Linked DNA regions of Homo sapiens: region 2 is linked to region 1. A link is a contact called in ENCODE Hi-C or POLR2A ChIA-PET data. All regions are on one chromosome and are shown on one strand. The core of a region is the stretch at or near the end of the contact, and the rest is flanking DNA. Distances in the headings are between cores, read along the strand shown.

Region 1 (5,194 bases), core at 2,253-4,752:
ATCAAGTATTAGTTCCAGTTCCTAAGGTCTGTTCAATTCTGCGAACAATCCAGGCATCCTTCTGGACTCTCTCAGAGTCCATTTACTTTCTGTTACGCACTTGGTCCCGTAATATGTCACCATGACAAGCACAGTATGATTCGACTGCTGGGGTTCAAGGGGTGGAGGACGAGCTGATCAGAAAGTTTCTGTCATGGTGACAGCAGCCCAATTTCATGCTGGAAATGAAGGCAGCTCCTGCTGCTCCATCCAGCATTTGAGGGGCCCCTCTCTCTGCCCTTTGGATGTAGATAGCCCATTCTACGCAGCCAGACCTTTGCATATGGCCTTCAGCTATACAGAAATCCAGATGGCAGTTCTTGGGACCCTTTTCCTCTCATCAATCCCACCTCAAGCATCTTCCGCCTCGCAGCTCTTAACCCTCCCTATCTATTCCAAGCTCTGCCAAGCCCCATTTTATCAGCCAGACAGGATTCTGTGTTCCGCCTGACACATCTCCTGACCCTAACCCATGCCACTGCCCTCCCTCTCCTCCTCCAACTGGGCCTTCCTCCCACCTAGGCCATCAGCACGTTTCTGGACGTTCTCACTTCGAAATTGCTCCTTTATTGGCTTCTTTCCCAGGCTTGTCCACAGGCCTAGAGCGTCCTCTGCCTAGGATCCCCAGGGCCTGAGAGGCCCTTCCAGAGGGGCTGACTAGAGAGGCGTGGCTAAGTCCAGGGGGTGCTGCTTTTGTGGGGCAGGCTGCCTCCCCACCCCGAGTGACTCCAGTTCAAGAAGCACCGTGGCATGGCTCGGGGTCCAGCGGGCCCAGCCCAGCTCCATAGTGAGGAGTGCATAAGGCCTTCTGAAGGTGGAGATGCCAGCCAGCCACATCTACAGAAGCCCCAGCTCACAAAGAATGGCACATCTTGATCCATTTTTATTTACAAAACAAACTCTAAATGTGTTTGTGTGTGTATGCATATGTGTATATATACACACAGACTTACATATGTATGTTTATATACATCTACATGTATATATACATCTACATTGTATATACATTTACCTTCTATATAAATGTTACATTTATAGACATATACATTTATATGTATATACACATATATATTTACCCATGTATCTATAATATAATGTATGCTATATATAAGAAATCAAGAAGTAGGCCGGGCGCGGTGGCTCACGCCTGTAATCCCAGCACTTTGGGAGGCGAAGGCAGGCAGATCACCTCAGGTCAGGAGTTTGAGACCAGCCTGACCAACATGGTGAAACTCCCATCTCTACTAAAAATACAAAAAGTTAGCCGGGTGTGGTAGCGTGCGCCTGTAATCCCAGCTACTCGGGAGGCTGAGGCAGGAGAATTGCTTGAACCTGGGAGGTGGAGGTTGCAGTGAGCCAAGATCGTGCCACTACATTCCAGCCTGGGCGACAGAGGGAGACTCCAAACCCCCAAAAAAAACAAAATTGAGAAGTAAATATTCTAAAATGTCAGTAGTGGTGGGATTTTTAAAATAAACTTTTAAAATAAAAATTTTATTGACCTATACTTTGCATACAATAATCTGTACCTATATTAGTTGAGTTTCGATAACATACTCATGTAGCCACCAGGTGGTTCAGTATTTTATTTTCTTCTTTATGCCTTTCTTTAATTTCTAATTTTTTAAATTCAGTGGACAAGTGTGATGAGTAATTAGGTAAGAACATGTACAGAGGGAGACAAAGAGAAATAATTTCTAAGTCTCTGGCCTCGCATTCATAATCTAGGGGAGGCCAGTCCCTGAGAGAGGACAGATTGGCCACTGGAGTAGGCTCTCAGCTACCAGCGGCTTCTTCTTCTTTTTTTTTAGACAGAGCCTCACTCTGTTGCCCAGGCTGGAGTGCAGTGGTGCGATCTCGGCTCACTGCAACCTCTGCCTCCCAGGTTCAAGCGATTCTGCTGTCTCAGCCTCCTGAGTAAATCGGATTACAGTTGTGCGCCACCATGCTCTACTAATTTTTTGTATTTTTAGCAGAGACGGGGTTTCACCATGTTGGCCAGGCTGGTCTCGAACTCCTGACCTCAAGTGACCCACGTGCCTCAGCCTCCAAGTGTTTGGATTACACTGCGCCCGGCCGCACCAGGGCCTTCTATAAGCACTGCCTTATGTGCCTTCCCACAGCCACTCTTTGAGAAGTTGGTTAAGGCAGAATGTTCACCCACTGCAGGTGAATACACCACAACTCAGAGAGGTCAAGTGACTGGCCCATTAAGGGGGAATCACAGAGCCAGTTAAGTGCAGGTGAGCCCAGGGCTCTCTTCATTAGCCATCCTTAATGGGTTCAAGGAGCCCAGATGGACTTCATCCAGGTCCGCAGGTGTCACTAGCTCCTCAGAACTGCAGGAAATGAGGCCAACCCCCTGTCTGGACACAGCAGCCTCACAGCCTGGTCCGCAAGGACAGCAGCCCACCCTGCTTCCCACCCAGGCTGGCCACGGATTTGATTCAGGAGGGGAACGGTGGAATCTGGCTCAGAGCAGGAGGCCTGCTTCTTCTGGAGACCTATTAACGCCTTGAGCACTCAAAAAGGGTGACCCACCGCCTGCCCTCCTCCCCAGCACAGCCAAAAATGACCTTGATCTTTGCCAAGCCTACCCAAGAAGAGAAGGAAACGCCCCTCCTCGGCAGCAAGGCAGGGTGTACAATCCCTCCTATTCTCATATCCGCTTCTCCACCTCCAGCGAGGGATCCTACCAGAGCCCCTTGAGGCTGCAAACCCAGGGGAGGCTCCTCCAGGCCCCTCTAACTCAGTGAAGCTAGAGATGCAGTGCTGAGGACTTACATGGAGAAAAATGCACAAATAATAGGCCCTTGCAGCTTCAGTCTGCCCTGGGAGGAGGCTGTGGGCCAGGATGACCCTGTATACATCCCAACCCAGCACCACCACCAACACCAGCATATACAGCATTGATTATGCTCCTACTACTTATTGATTACGCTCCTACTACAGTAGTTCAACAACAACAAAAACTTCCTAGCGCCAAAGGTTACCGGAGGTTGCCACCCAAACCCTCTGGGACCCCTCATCACTAGACTCCTGCTCCTGGCGACCACCCGAGTCCCATCCCCACCAACACACGCGACTTCATCCAAAAGTTCTTCCTCTGAGAACGCCAAGAGACACCCAAGGGACTCCAGGTAAAGGTGAGCCCTTCCAGCAGTCGCCCTCTGGCTCGGCACGGAGGGGGGCGCTCAGCCTTTCTGGGGCAAATTTAGTAATATGGGACCCGAGCCCTCGACCCGAAATACGCCCGAGGCATTTATCCTAAAAAACGACAAGGTCCGGGCGCCCAGCAGAACGGCCCGGCTCGACCGCGCGCAGCTTGCAGGCAGGGGGGTGTGCAGGTCACCGCGCCACCCCGGCGAGCAGAGCCGCGGAGGGCGCCACGTCGGTGCGCTGGCCCCGCCCGAGCGGGGCGGGACCTTCCTGTACCCCCGGAAGCCCCCGCGGGCAGCTGGGGAGGAAACCGCGGCCACGCGCTCGGGGGGCCCGGCTCGGGAAGGGCAGTGCGCGCGCATGCGTTGGGGCGGGGCGCCTGGGACCTGCGGGCCCCAGGCCCAGCGCGCCGCCAGCCGGAGTGCCCGGCGCCCGTCGAAAGGCCCCTGCGCCGGTTCAGGACCCGCACCCAGCTACGCTGCGGAGCCCCAGCTCGCAGCACCCTCCCACCCACCGCTCCTGGCTGCTTTTCTCCTGAGTCTGCGGGGCGGGGTCGTTTTTGTTTTTTACAAAAATGTATGTAAAGGTATTTCGATGAGTGAAGGAACACGCTATAATGCTCACTCAATGCAGCATCGGTGATAATTGCGCCGGCGGGCGCGGTGGCTCGCGCCTGTAATCCCAGCACTTTTGGAGGACGAGGAGGGAGGATGGCTTGAGCCTGGGAGTTCGAGACCAGCCTGACCAACATGGAGACCTCCATCTCTTAAAATAAATTTTTATCTTTATTTATTTTTATTTTGTATTTTTTTTGAGACGGAGTTTCAATCTTGTTGCCCAGGCTGCGGTGCAATGGCGCGATCTCGGCTCACCGCAACCTCCGCCTCCCAGATTCAAGCGATTCTCCTGCCTCAGCCTCCTGAGTAGCTGGGATTACAGGCATGCGCCACAATGCCCAACTAATTTTGTATTTTTAGTAGAGACGGGGTTTCTCCATGTTGGTCAGGCTCATCTCGAACTCCCGACCTCAGGTCATCCGCCCGCCTCGGCCTCCCAAAGTGATGGGATTACAGGCATGAGCCACCGCGCCCGGCCTATTTTTTAAAAAATTTTTTAATTACCCGGGCGTGGTGACGCGCATCTGTGGTCCCAGCTACTAAGGAGGCTTAGGCGGGAGGATCGCCTGAGCCTGGGAGGTGGAGACTGCAATGAGCCGAGATCGCGCCACTGCACTCCAGCCTGGGCGACAGAGAAAGACCGTTTCTAAATAAGTAAATAAATAATAAATAGAAAAAAAAAAGATAATTGCACCTTCCAAGGAAAAGGTAATACTGGAACTGTCCAGGATAAGGAAATGGATTAAATAAATCATGGAATATTTCTGGGTGAAGTAGTATGCAGTCATTAAAAAATGGTGTTTTCGGCCGGGCATGGTGGCTCACGCCTGTAATCCTAGCACTTTGGGAGGCCAAGGCGAGTGGATCACTTGAGGTCAGGAGTTCGAGACCAGCCTGGCTAACATGGTGAAACTCCGTCTCAACTAAAAATACAAAAATTAGTTGGGCATGGTGGCCGACGGCTGTAATCCCAGCTACTCAGGAGGCTGAAGTAGGAGAATCGCTTGAACCCGGCAGGCGGAGGTTGCAGCGAGCCGAGATCGAGCCATTGCACTCCAGCCTGGGCGACAAGAGTGAGATTCTGACTCAAAAAAAAAAAAAAAAAAAAAAGGTGTTTTCTGGGAACAGCCTAGGTAACACAGTGAAACACCATCGCTACAAAAAAAAAAAAAAAAAAAAAAAAAAAAAATTAACTAGGCGTATGGCATCCCTGTAGTCCCAGCTACTTGGGAGGCAGATGTGGGAGGATCACTTGAGCCTAGGAGTTCCAGGCTTTAGTGAGCTGTGATCATGTTGCTGCAGTCCTGTCTGGGTGACAGAGTAAGACCCCATCTCTAAATAATAAATAAATACATACATAAGTGATATTTTCCAAGAAT
Region 2 (5,130 bases), core at 2,411-4,910, 820 kb after region 1:
AGGGATGGTGGCTCACGCCCTAGTTAAAGGCTTATGCTTTTTTCAGAATTGCTCTATAAAGAATGTAGTCCAGGGGCTGGGCGCGGTGGCTCATTCCTGTAATCCCAGCACTTTGGGAGGCTGAGGAGGGCGGATCACTTGAGGTCAGGGGTCTAAGAGCAGCCTTGCCAACATGATGAAACCCCATCTCTACTAAAAATACAAAACTCAAGACAGGCGTGGTGGCGGTGCCTGTAATACCAGCTACTTGGGAGGCTGAGGCAGGAGTTTCACTTGAACCAGGAGGCAGAAGTTGCAGTGAACCAAGACTGTGCCACTGCACTCCAGTCTGGGTGAAAGAGTGAGATTCTATCTCAAAAAAAAAAAAGTCTATGATCGATAATTTGTTAATAAATGTAATAATTCCTAAAGTTTCAGAATATGAGTTCATGGGGAAAGGTTTCTAAGTGATAAAATTGTTGGTTACAGGATAAAAAATAAAGTGAAAAAATCTTTTTTACTTATATTTGTACATATTAATGGAAGTACATGTGATTTTTGATACATGCATACTGTGTGTAATGATCAAATCATTACAAATGAGGTTACCCATCACCTCAAACATTTATCATTTGTGTTGGGTTTTTCAGATTTTTCAACTGTCCATTATCCCCAAAATTTACGTAGTGGTATTACTCTCCAAATTAGGCTTTTTTTTTTGAGATGGAGTCTTGCTCTGTCACCAGGCTAGAATGCAGTGGTGCAATCTTGGCTCACTGCAACCTCCGACTCCCTGGTTTAAGCAATTCTCCTGCCTCAGCCTCCTGAGTAGCTGGGACTACAGGTGCATGCCACCATGCTCAGCTAATTAATGTATTTTTAGTAGAGATGGGGTCTCACCATGTTGGCCAAGATGGTCTCGATCTCTTGACCTCAAACGATCCACCCACCTCGGTCTCCCAAAGTGCTGGGATTACAGGTGAGAGCCACTAGGCCCGGCCCAAATTAGGCCTTCTACAGGAAAAAGTCTTGGCTGGGCCTGTTGGCTCACACCTGTAATCCCAGCACCTTAGGAAGCCAAGGTGGGAGGATCGCTTGAGGCCAGGAGTTTGAGGTTGCAGTGAGGCCTCCACACTCCAGTGTGGGAAACAAGCAAGACCCTGTCTTAAAAACAAACAAAACCTTTAACACTTCATTTTTTCACAGATGGAGTCCACTCTGTTGTCCAGGCTGGTCTCAATCTCCTGGGGTCAAGCAATCCTCCCTCCTCAGCCTCCTGAATAGCTGGGACTACAGGTTCAGTCACTGTGCCCAGCTTAAAAACTTTCAAGACTTTTAAAATACTTTGTAACATTGAGGCTTGAGTTAATCTAACTTATTTTGAAAGGAATAATCAAGGTAACAAGATTTTCCTTCTGACGCTGAATTGACGACACACCTGTGCTGCACTGACCATCACTCACTTTGTGATTTGCATAGCTAGTCTATTTTAGAATTGTTATTATCATAAGGCATTCCCGACTACAGTCAGAATGATTCATAGAGGATAAGAAGGTTTAAGTGAGGCCAGGCGCAGTGGCTCTCACCTGTAATCCCAGCACTTTGGGAGGCTGAGGCGGATGGATCATCTGAGGTCAGGAGTTCAAGACCAGCCTGGCCAACATGGTGAAACCCCGTCTCTACTAAAAATATAAAAATTAGCCAGGCTTGGTGGCACACGCCTGTAATCCCAGCTACTAAGGAGGCTGAGGCAGGAGAATCACTTGAACCCGGAAGGGCTGCAGTAAGCCGAGATTGTGCCACTGCACTCCAGCATGGGTGGTAGAGTGAGAGTCTGTCTCAAAAAAAAAAAATGTTTAAGTGACAAGACTAGGAGCAATTGGAGAAAACAACTGAAGAGAAAGCTGTATTAGTGAAGACAAGTATCTTCGGTAAGGACGCTTTAGGGGTGGTTGAGAAGAAAGGAAAAATGTAAGACAGAAATATAAGACAGAAATGTAAGACGGAATTGCCTGAAAGTCTAACTTTAATTACATATCAAATACACATTTTGGTGATTTGGCGATCTTGGGGTGGTGTGTGTGAAAATGTAGTTTTTACTTCTCTATCCCTGTTTCTTGTTTTCCACATACTTCAGCGTTTTCCACTTTATCAGGTTGAACCAGCTCACCAGGTTCAACTCCTGTGCCATCACACCTAGGTGTGCTTTGAGGGATGGATGTCCCTGAGAATGGAAGGTCAGCAGCATGCATACTGCAACTACAGAAGGGTAGGAGAGAAAAAGGGTGGCGTAAACAGGACTGATGGGGAGAGAGAACAGAAGGTAAAGCAAATGCAAAGAAAATGCGAGGGCCCGGGCGCGGGGGCTAACGCCTGTAATCCCAGCACTTTGGGAGGCCGGGGCGGGCGGGTCACCTGTCAGGTGTTCGACACCAGCCTGACTAACAGGGTGAAACCCCGTCTCTACTAAATACAAAAAATTAGCCGGGCGTGGTAGCACATGCCTGTAATCCCAGCTACTTGGGAGGCCGAGGCAGGAGAATCACTTGAACCCAGGTGGTGGAGGTTGCAGTGAGCAGAGATTGTGCCATTGCACTCTAGCCTGGGCAACAAGAGCGAAACTCCATCTCAAAAAAAAAAAAAAAAAGAAAGAAAAGAAAAAAAGAAAAAGAAAATGCGAGGAAACGAGCGAAACTCCATCTCAAAAAAAAAAAAAAAAAAAAGAAAGAAAAGAAAAAAAGAAAAAGAAAATGCGAGGAAGCAGGCTGTGTCGGACTGGGAGTAGGCTTGACCACCTTTCAATTTTCAACCCAGTGGTACGACGCTGGCGGCAGGCAGAGGCCCCACCTCCTCTGCAGAGCGCTCTCGGGTTCTCCCGGATTCCTGAAGGACGGCAAAGGCCTGAAGCAGGTTCTCTGAGCACCGCACAGAACCCTCCACTTCGCAGGGAGGTTCTTCCTGCGCCCAGGTGTTCCTCAACCTTCCTCTCCTCGCCCAGGAAGAGGTTGTGAGGATTACCTCATCCCAACCCGAGCGGCGTGGCCAGCTTTTCCATCTCAAACTCTTGCTCTTGAAGTCAATCCGGATGGAGCGCTCATGTTTCCCCGTCAGGGCTGGCCCTGGAGAGGGGGCACGCCGGGAGGCGTCTCGTTCTAGCAAAGAGGCTATTAAATGACCCAGGGCGCGGCTTTTTCTCGCGTTTACGAGCTCCACCTACACGGGAACACATGGCCACCCAAGCCCGTCGCTGCGCCAAGACCTCCAGCTCAACACACCCGACAAGCGCTGTGCAGAGAAACCGCAGCGCAGTCCAGCGGGAGACCCCGGGAGGGGAAGGAGGTGCTGGGCTCTGTAAGGGTGTCCCGGGGAGCGGGGAGCGGGAGGCGGGAGGCGGGGGTCGGAGGGGGGGCGCTGCGCCTGCGCAGTCGCTAGGTAGCGTCTCCCCCGGGGCGTGCTCGTAACGCCGCGCACCCTATCAGGCGGCCACAGGGAGCGCGCCCGCGGCCTCGCCCTTTCTCGCCCCTCCCTTCTCCCCTCTGGGTCCAGCCTCAGACTGAGGCTTGGAGACAGGAGCATTCCACTCGCCACTTCGGCGCGCCCCCATGCCCTCTTGTGCGCGTGCGCAGAGGCGGACCGCAAGGCTAGGGCGTGAGGGAAGGGCGGGCGTACGCCCTTGCGTGCGTCTCAGGCAGCGCGCACGCCGGCGTGAGAGGGCACGGGGAAAAGGTGGCTCTGGCCGGGGTGGCTCGGTTTCCTGGGGCTATGTAACTGAGCTCGTCGACTTAGGGGTCCTTCTTCGCTGCCCTCGCCGCGTGCTAGCAGGGAGTTTCCGCTCGGGAGAGAGACTGTCCTCACGCCCGCTGCGCCTCCTCGACGGCAGAGCAGGCTTGCTCGCCCGTGGGAGCGTCCCGGCCGAGAAGCCCTGAGGGGGGAGGGGAGGCCATTTTGTCCCGACCGACTCCCCGGAACCGGGCGGACGGGCTGGGAGAGGCTGCGGAGCCGCGGTCGCCGCCCTCGGAGGCACTGGACGCCGCCACTGTCGGGGCTTCCTCAAAGCTGTTCGTAGGTCGCCCGCGCCGTCTCGAGCCTTTTTCCCACGCTTCCCCGGTCCTCCGGCCTGAGAACGCCCGAGTGAGGAGTTGGCCGTAGTGAGAGGGACCGATCCCTTGGGGCCGCCGGCGGCGAGAGCCCGAGCCGCTCCTCCCAATGGCGAAGAAGACGTACGACCTGCTTTTCAAGCTGCTCCTGATCGGGGATTCCGGAGTGGGGAAGACCTGCGTCCTTTTTCGTTTTTCGGATGATGCCTTCAATACTACCTTTATTTCCACCATAGGTAAGACCTGTGGGAGGACGGTGTACGGTCTCGGTAGCTGCATACCGTTTATTTTACTCCAGACATCTTGCTTCCCGTAATATACGCCTTTGTTTCAGTGATTCCGATTCCAAACGACACATCCAAGTTACTGTTTGAATCGGCATCGAGCTTACTGGGGCGGGGTCTTCCCATGATTTCCATCCGGTCTTTTGCTTTCGAGTCTCCCACTATGCTCAGTGCCTTCTGTTACAAAATATGCATCATTTAACCATGTTCCAGAACCTTATTTCTTCAGGCGACTGGACTGGCTTTTTCCACATTTGCGTGGAATTAGTAGATGTGTGATATTTTTAAGGTATTTATTTCAGTGGTTGCGATTGAAGCAGTACTAGCTATTTGGGAAAGGCCTGAATTTATACTTTGGGGCAAAGAAAAGATTCCATATGGTGATAACTTAGAGTAAACTTGAGGGTTTCTGAGAAGAATAATTAAGGTAAATTAGAAGGGAAGAGTGAGTTGCCCTCATTCACTAATCCATTGATGTGTCAAACAATCGGAGGCTCTTCGCGCTTGGGGTGGGACTCTGGCATATTTGCCTCAGTGCTTTTCGAGACATCAACAGAAGCAGTAATCTGAGGGAGATGATCAGTTTCTGTCCTCAAACCCAACGGAGTGAAGTCAAGCTCTCTCTTCTATTTTATTTGACTCTAGTATTTACAGGAAAGTATTTTGCCAGTCATAGCCCTATGGACTTATAATGCACTTTCACCATGTTTCAGAATTACTTAGTGTGGAAGTAAGAGCTAAAGAGTGACCTTTTTAATCGAATTTCCCGT

Evidence for each region. Hi-C counts contacts between places; a loop is a spot of excess contacts on that map. ChIA-PET counts read pairs that join two places held with the same protein, here RNA polymerase II (POLR2A). Pooled maps may share reads with other maps.
Region 2: a pooled map shows a loop between it and region 1 (12-fold over the local background). The contact joins the promoter of RAB10 here to the enhancer-like site in region 1. A Hi-C loop is called at or near these places in 1 of 37 single-sample maps with no recorded cell type and 6 of 50 pooled maps. POLR2A ChIA-PET finds 5 or more read pairs at or near these places in 1 of 52 experiments (GM10248).

What each region holds. Positions count from the first base shown.
Region 1 is chr2:25,212,654-25,217,847 of GRCh38, forward strand. No RefSeq gene overlaps it. Among named protein-coding and RNA genes, the nearest start is that of LINC01381, 11 kb to the left of the region's middle. RefSeq lists a silencer at 3,308-3,647 and an enhancer at 3,741-4,258. Within about 2 kb of position 3,503, at least 23 of the 41 ENCODE cell types and tissues checked have a DNase peak (open chromatin) inside an H3K27ac peak, as active enhancers do.
Region 2 is chr2:26,030,424-26,035,553 of GRCh38, forward strand. RAB10 (RAB10, member RAS oncogene family) reads left to right here and starts at 3,661. Exons shown (of 6, transcript NM_016131.5): 1 at 3,661-4,312. The coding sequence starts at 4,186. It overlaps LOC124907743 (a long non-coding RNA gene), which reads right to left and starts at 3,326. Exons shown (of 2, transcript XR_007086249.1): 1 at 3,255-3,326; 2 at 1,988-2,238. RefSeq lists a silencer at 3,327-3,556 and an enhancer at 3,867-3,916.